Linked DNA regions of Homo sapiens: region 2 is linked to region 1. A link is a contact called in ENCODE Hi-C or POLR2A ChIA-PET data. All regions are on one chromosome and are shown on one strand. Each heading gives the region's core, a stretch centred on a gene start or an enhancer-like site at or near the end of the contact. The rest is flanking DNA. Distances are from core to core; before and after follow the strand shown. Region 1 overlaps RORA (RAR related orphan receptor A). Region 2 overlaps RORA (RAR related orphan receptor A).

The links. Hi-C counts contacts between places; a loop is a spot of excess contacts on that map. ChIA-PET counts read pairs that join two places held with the same protein, here RNA polymerase II (POLR2A). Pooled maps may share reads with other maps.
Region 2: a loop to region 1 is called in a pooled map, with 2.8 times the contacts of the local background. The contact joins two enhancer-like sites. A Hi-C loop is called at or near these places in 1 of 37 single-sample maps with no recorded cell type and 7 of 50 pooled maps. POLR2A ChIA-PET finds 5 or more read pairs at or near these places in 2 of 52 experiments (activated CD4-positive, alpha-beta T cell and activated CD4-positive, alpha-beta memory T cell).

What each region holds. Positions count from the first base shown.
Region 1 is chr15:60,793,593-60,797,470 of GRCh38, reverse strand. All of the region lies in intron 1 of RORA (RAR related orphan receptor A), which reads left to right. Among named protein-coding and RNA genes, the nearest start is that of RORA-AS4, 32 kb to the right of the region's middle. RefSeq lists an enhancer at 1,094-1,273. Within about 2 kb of position 1,835, at least 2 of the 41 ENCODE cell types and tissues checked have a DNase peak (open chromatin) inside an H3K27ac peak, as active enhancers do.
Region 2 is chr15:60,561,876-60,565,753 of GRCh38, reverse strand. All of the region lies in intron 2 of RORA (RAR related orphan receptor A), which reads left to right. All of the region lies in intron 3 of RORA-AS1 (RORA antisense RNA 1), which reads right to left. Among named protein-coding and RNA genes, the nearest start is that of RORA-AS1, 85 kb to the right of the region's middle. Within about 2 kb of position 2,038, at least 4 of the 41 ENCODE cell types and tissues checked have a DNase peak (open chromatin) inside an H3K27ac peak, as active enhancers do.

The DNA of each region.
Region 1 (3,878 bases), core at 586-3,085:
TGTGGCTTCTTGGGACTTATTAGGAATCATTTCTCAATTAATGTACAACCCAGGCCCTTGGAAAGGCACACACAGTGCAGCAAAGATGGCTTTGGAAGGCTGTCCTGGACAGGAGCTCCAGAACTGTCCCTTCTCCCAGCCACCTCATTCCCACCTATGTATGGCTATCTTTTTTTTAATGGTATAATACACATAATGTACAACTTACCATTTTAATCATTTTTAAGTGTGCAATTCAGTAGCATTTAGGACAATCACAAAGTTATGCAACCATGACACTATCTAGTTCCAGGACATTTTAATTATCCCAAAAGGAAATCCCATTTCCCATTCCCTTCTGCCACTGGCAACCACTAATCTGCTTTCTGCCTCTGTGCAGAAATAATAATAATAATAATAAATATAATTAATAAATATATAGATAATATAATTATATATTATATAAATATATAAATAAAATATATTTAGACATAAATAATGATAAACCTACTCATGGTATTTGTATAAATGGAATAATATATTATGTGGCCTTTTGTGACTGGCTTCTTTCACTGAGCATAATATTTTCAAGGGTCATCCAGGATGTAGCCTGTATGGGTCCTTTATTCTTTTTTTTGTGGCTGAATAATATTCTTTTGTATGAATGTACCACATTTTGTCTATCGACTCATCAGTTGATGAGAAATTGAGGTTGTTTCTACCTTTTTCCAATTGTGAACGGTGCTGTTATGAAGATTTGCATACAAGTTTTTCTTTGAACACTTTCTTTGAGTTCTTTTGGGTATATACCTAGGAGTGAAATTGCTGGATTATATGATCATATGATAATTCTATGTTTGATTTATTGAGGGGCTACCAAATTGCTTTACATAGTGACAACGTTATATTCCAACCAGCATGTACACATAAGGTTTCCAGTTTCCTTACCAACACTTGTTATTTTATTTCTTTTTTTTTTTGGCGGGGGGTGGATAGCCATCCTAGTGGGTATAAAGTGGTATCTGTCTGATTTTCTTTCAGAGTAATTTGTTTTCCCAAATAGTTTAAAGATTTTCAGAGGTGAAAAGCTTATACCGACCTGGTCACTGCCATGGGCTGGCCCAGCCTGACCTGCTAGGTCTCATTACCTCTCCAAGTTTAGAATCAGGCTTCTCCATGTGGGGAAGTCAAAAGGGTGAGTGCCTGGAGAGTCGTGTGCATGGGGAAGCTCTTGAGCTCAAGCCTGTTCCAGCATACATTCTGTGTCTCCCAGCAGAGCTAGAATACCACCCTCACTGTGATACAGAGAGGCACTGAGAGCAGAGAGCCTGGTTCCCGCACCCAGGAGGAGACGTGGCAGAACCACAGCTAAGGCCTGTCTCACTCCTACTTCAGGCTTCTTTCAGTTCTGTCAAGAACCACACATTCACTTTGCACTTCCCTTTTTTGAGGATGCAAAGGTTAAGAAAATGTTATAATGATGATGGTTATATTTGCATAGGCTTTACACATTTTGATACCCACAATGATCCTGTAATGTAGGCAAGACATCAGGTAGTATGATCCCCATTTGAAAGCTGAAGAAACCGAGGCATGAGGCCTTTTGGGTAATTTCCCAAAGTTATCTCCATTACATTACTTTGTCTTATGTAATGTTTTATGGTGGTGCAGTGCCTTACAGTCTACAAGGCATGTCACATCTGGTAGGGATGGAGGTGAGGGGAGAATGGTGGGCTAGGTGAGGGGAGTTGCCATATATAGGGAGGCGCCATAAGGAAGGCCTCCTCTGATTGTCTGTGGTTGACAAATCAACCTGTTGTTTCTGCCTTACTCACCATGGAGGGAGGGAGGGCAGGAAGCTGTTTGAAGTTGTGATATTAGGAGATCAGTGGCTGTTTGAGATCCCTCCTTCATCATTGCATCATATTAGCTACCATATACCACCATGGTATCAAACTGTGCCTCAGCGAAATACAGTTTAAAGACTGAGCCTTCCCTCAGGGAGCTTCCAGTCTAAACAGTTGTCAAATTCTTAGCTCAAAAATACTCTCCCGGGGTTTGGCTGCCCTTTCCAACACAGTTTAGAGAAGAAGAATATAAAAGCAAATTCTACATCTCAAGCAGCCCATTTTGAGTTGGGGTTTTATTTGCTGCTGCTGCTCTTGTTGTTTCGTGGTGAGCACAGGAGTAAAGGTGAAGAGCTCCTGCCAGCCTACAGAAGGTGAATAGCCCATTTGAAACATTGACTTCGGGTTGCCATTTTGAATTCTCTCTATGGCTGTCTCCACCACCAACCACAAACTTCAGGTTGGTTCTTCAGAGGTAAGGACTCTTTTTCCCGGTTCCTGAGGTGGCATACATCTAGTGTGTGGGGATTTTGGATACCTGATATCACCCTATATGCATAGCAAAATGGTGATAGATTATAAATGCCAGTGCTTATGGTAGGTTTCTTGAGGTTTTTATGTAATTGAGAAGCAGTGGGAAGGGGTGTCGCATTTTAGCAACTAAGGTCCAGGATTTGTTTTGAAATGAACCCCTCTGAGGGCAGAATCTCAGCACCACCCATTTTCCACATTTGTGTGGTTGAAGGACAGAAAGTGGACAGGCAGAACTCCAGGCCTACGGTGCTTGTGAGCAGTGAGCCCTAGGATATGGGCGCATGAGGCACAGCACCCTTCTAAACAGAAAGCAAGTAAGGAAGCCAGGTGCTTTTTCTCTGCCTCTGGTTGAATGATAACTCCACCCTATCAGAATAGAAGTACTGTTATTCAACAAACAGTGGCCAATCGTTTAGAAATTAATGATTGCCATTTTGAACATGTATTGGATTTTGCTGTCGGAAACCTGCAGGCAGCTCATAGGGATATTGGGGACTCAGTTAGCTGGTGACGTCAGTGGAGGTTTGGATATCTAAAAGCAAGCTTTGGATATCTAAAAGCAAGCTTTGGCTCAGTGGTATGCACCCAGTATTTTTCCCTAGGACTTTATGGTCGTTTTTCTTCCAAAGGGCAGCATACACACAGGTGTAATGGTTCTCTGGTGACCATGTTCAAATCTATCTAAAAGCCATTTGAAAACACAGGTGATATGTATACTTCATTATGTGCTATAAGTTGGGTAATGGGAGCAAATTAAAAAAGGAAGATTAAACATGGAATATGTGTGCAGGAGGGAGAAAAGGTTTCTCAAGAACGCGGTGAAACAGCAGATTATTCAGCCTTTCTCTACTCTCTTCATTAAAGCAATAGTGTTGGGCTTTGAGATTTTCTGTTTTAGTCAGACCTTTATTTCATTTATGCCAGTATTTGTAAATAATTATATGAATGTGGCATTTTAAGTAGACCTGTTACCAAACAGCATGTTATTTGCAGTGACTGTTTTCTGGGGAAGAAAAGAAACAGTTGAACACACGGCACTCAGCAGAATTGTAAAAAGGCTGCCAAAGAAGGGACTGTATTTTTCTACCTTTTCCCTGTCACCTTGGAGAGCCAGCTGGGACCCAGGTCCTCAAAGAACCCGTTCTAGAGTGCACTGTCTGAGTCAGGAACTTCCCACTGCTTGCTTAATCCGGCAGAATCACAGAGGCACTGAGGCGGGAGAGAAAGCCTGCACGGCTCAAATGTCACAGAGCATCAGGACTGAGGAAGGCTACCCCAGGGCAGCCTCCCAGGATTTGGTGGCCAGTAAGCCTTGGAGTCTAGCCTGGCTTAAGTCCATCTCTGTGGCAAATCACCAGAAAGCTCTTTGAAGTTTCATAAATTCTCCCCCAAGTGAAACATGGACACACTGAATATTTAATTAACTGTTCCCAGTCCTTGGAGGCTCAAGGCTTCCTTACTCTCTGCTTCTCACACAGGCAAGACTTGTGCAGTGAACTTTCGCACTTGACTAAGCAC
Region 2 (3,878 bases), core at 789-3,288, 230 kb after region 1:
AAGAAAAAACAGGGGTGGTATCTATATATGTTTGTACCAAATTGAGTTTTAATATAATCCTGGTTCTCTGAGGGTGATATGGCTAATAATTAAGTTATCCCCATTAGGTTATACTTTCGGAAGCTGCTGTTGCCTGCTGCCTATTCCATTAAAAACTAACTTTATCACTAATTTTAACATGAAACAGATCCATTTGGAGAAAAATCCATTATGAATGAGACAGAGTTGGCTGTTGAATAACATTGGTGTAGGCTCAAGTCTGGAATAAATGTGATATAGATGGGACGATATTGGACAAATGCAATTTATTTCATTATTCAGCAACAAGGTATTCCAAATGTCTCTGCTAATGAATACATGAAAACAGATTACATATAATGTGCACACTGTGAGTCGCATTTGCAGAATTATTTTTGCCACCTCTAGCACTATCTGAAACCAACACTGAATAGCAATGGTACTTGAGCTTCTAGTTGCAAGAAAAAGCAACTTTAAAAATTAAAACCAAAAAATGTAAAAAGAAAAAAGTAAATGTCTTATCTGTGGAATTTACCTTTATGGGAGAATTCTTGGGAATATAGCAGTTTTATCTCAATCCAATTGTGTTGTCCTCTGTTAAACCTCTATTGTCCCTTAAAATCAGCCCACATGAAAAGAAGACAGTGTTCTTCTTCAAAGCTCTGATGGACGACTTTAGAGACTGTTTCAGGAACACTCTGTCTTTTTGCTGAGATATTGGTAGAATACAATAGATAACATTTACCGAGCTCACAAGGGGGTCACTGCTTGTCCACAGCAGTTTGTAAGCTGTTGGTTCTGGCATTAAATTTAAAGTCCCACAAAGTGAAGCAAAAATGTATAATAATGCTATTATTGTACTGGTTGCAGGGTTTTCGTTCGGGTGCCATTGGGGTATTGAGATATTTAAATATCAATACTTTTATGCTGTCATATAATTGTCTTAGAATAATCACTGTTTTGCGCTGATAAAATACTTTTAATCTAGGGTTTTCTCAGATTCCCTATCCCCCAAATATATCTGAGTGATAAACTTGTTGAAAGTTCAACATGTCAAGGATGACTTGCTCTAGCAAGCTGTAGTCTTCCCAGGCCCCCACCTTTCCTGGTTAAAGGATTGTCCTGATGAGACCAAAAGATCAGATTTAATATAGCCCAGCAGACTTAGAACACAGGAAAATAGTCTTTTGTCACCCTCAGTTTACCCCTATCCCTAGTCAGCTCTCTCATAAGTGAAGTTAAAAGCAACTAGATGAGAGTGTGGATCATTCTGACCAAATGGTTCTCACTGGCAGTAAAAAATGGTTCCAAAAGATGATCTTATTTGGTGGGCCAAATGTAAAGAGCATTATGTTAAGATAAAATCAGTAACAATTGCATTATAAGATGCCATTTATTGCATTTTTTTCTCTATGCCAAACACTGGGCTAAACACTGAACAAGCATGATCACTTTTAACTTTCAACAACTCTGGGGATAACCCATAATGGGGATAACCATTCTACAGATGAGGGGAACTGAGAATCAAAAAGGTTAAAATTTTTGCATAAGTTCACACAGAAGTGTGAGCTGGGATTTGAATTTAGGTGTCTCATCCCAGAGCTTCTCAACATGTCTCCACAGCCGTGCTGTATACCAATTGTAAGCATGCATCTTTCTCAGACTTTGGATTCATTATCTGGATATAAAATTCATATCCTAATAAAATGAAGTATGTAGTGAGAAGTGTGCTCAAGTCAAGCAGCCCATGAAAGGCTGTACAATAGAGGGCAAAGTGAAAGCCGCATGCAGGTCTGTGGAATTGTATGGGGATGTTTCATACAACACTGAATGCCATGTCTGCTGGAAAACATTGCTTGAAAATAAATATGTAGGCCATCGCTACCTGTGTGTGTACTTGCTGTAATGGAGCAAACTTCCAATGACCACCAAGAATGAACCACAGTGAACTAGAAGATGTGTCCTCTGATAAACAATGTCTGTGATGTAGCCACACAGGAAAAGCCATGGTTTGAAGCTCTGGGGAGCCCGTTTCCTAAGAGACTCTCTGGGGCACAACAATAAGAGCTGCTGTTTACTGAGAGTCTCCTGTCCCCCAAGCACTGTGCTGTCTCAGTTTGGTTTTAGGTGGGTAAGATCCCCATGCTACAAATGAAGAAACTGAGGCTCAAAGAAATTTCCCTAAGATTGACCACATCCGTGGCAGAATTGGAACAGTAAGTGTTCTTGATGACTAAAATAGTTGGAAATATACATAAGGGGTAAAATCTCATGAAGGTTCCCTAATTAAATTCACAAGGTAGACTTTGCTTTGAAGTGAAGTGAGATACCTTCTAAAGCAAAAGTCTGTTTAATATTTTCCACCATTAGAAAAAATGCGTGCTTAGGCCAAAGTGCAAGAAGAGGAATTCCATGTGGAAAACTGCAGGTGTGTCTAGTTAGGCCAAGAGGTATAAAAGGCTGAGCAGTTGTCTGGCACACCTGGTATTTGCACCATCAGCATCTTGCACTTAGTGGATGCTAAGCAAATATTTGTGATTTTTTTCAATAGCAGGGATGTTTGTCTGAATATTTAAATATTCACCTTAGTTTGATTTTACTTTGGTAGACTGACTCCGTGTTCACTTTGGGAGAATTTCAACTTATACGTGTCCGCCTTAAGTAACAAGATTCAGAAAATATGATTAAGTATAGCATTTATTTGAGCCCAAACTTGAGGATAGCCACCTGGGAGAATAGATTGAAGTTGCCTTGTACACTCGGATTAACAGCAGTTACAAGTGAATTTTTAAAGGAAGAAATAAGAGGCAGTTTCTAAATTGTTTACCAAGAATTTATATTTAAATAACATAAGCTATTGGCCAGGCATGGTGGCTCATGCCTGTAATGTCAGCACTTTGGGAGTCTGAGGCAGGACAATTACTTAAGCCCAGGAGTTTGAGAGCAGCCTGGGCAACATAGCAAGACCCCTATCTCTACAAAAAATTCAAAGCCAGGCACAGTGGCTCATGCATGTAATCCCAGCACTTTGGGAGGCCAAGGCGGGTGGATCACGAGGTCAGGAGATCGAGACCATCCTGGCTAACATGGTGAAACCCCATCTCTACTAAAAAAAAAAAAAAAATACAGAAAGTTAGCTGGGCGTGGTAGCACGGGCCTATAGTCCCAGCTACTTGGGACGCTGAGGCAGGAGAATCGCCTGAACCCGGGAGGCAGAGGTTGCAGTGGGCCGAGATAGAGCCACTGCACTCCAGCCTGGGCGACAGAGCAAGACTCTGTCTCAAAACAAAAGCAACCCCCCCCCAACCCCGCCTCAAAAAAAAAATGTAAAAACTAGCTGGGCATATTGGCACATGCCTGTCATCCCAGTTACTCAGGAAGCTGAGGCAAGAGGATTGTCTGAGCCCAGGAGGTCAAGGCTGCAGTTAGCTATGATCGTGCCATCGCACTCCAGCCTGGGTGACAGAGTCAGACTCTGTCTCAACAAAATTTTTGTAAACTGGCAGGGCGCAGTGGCTCATGCCTATAATCCCAGCACTTTGGGAGGTCAAGGCGGGCAGATCACCTGAGGTCGGGAGTTCGAGACCAGCCTGACCAACATGGTGAAACTAAAAATACAAAATTAGCCGGATGTGGTGGTGGCAGGCGCCTGTAATCCCAGCTACTCAGGAGGCTGAGGCAGGAGAATCGCTTGAACCTGGGAGGCAGAGGTTGCGGTGATCCGAGATCGCGCCACTGTACTCCAGCCTGGGCATCAAGAGCAAAACTCCGTCTCAAAAAAAAAGAAAAAAAATTTTTTTTTTTGTTAAACCCATAAGCTATTGTTCTGTGTATCACAGATTCCAGTAACATGAAGATAA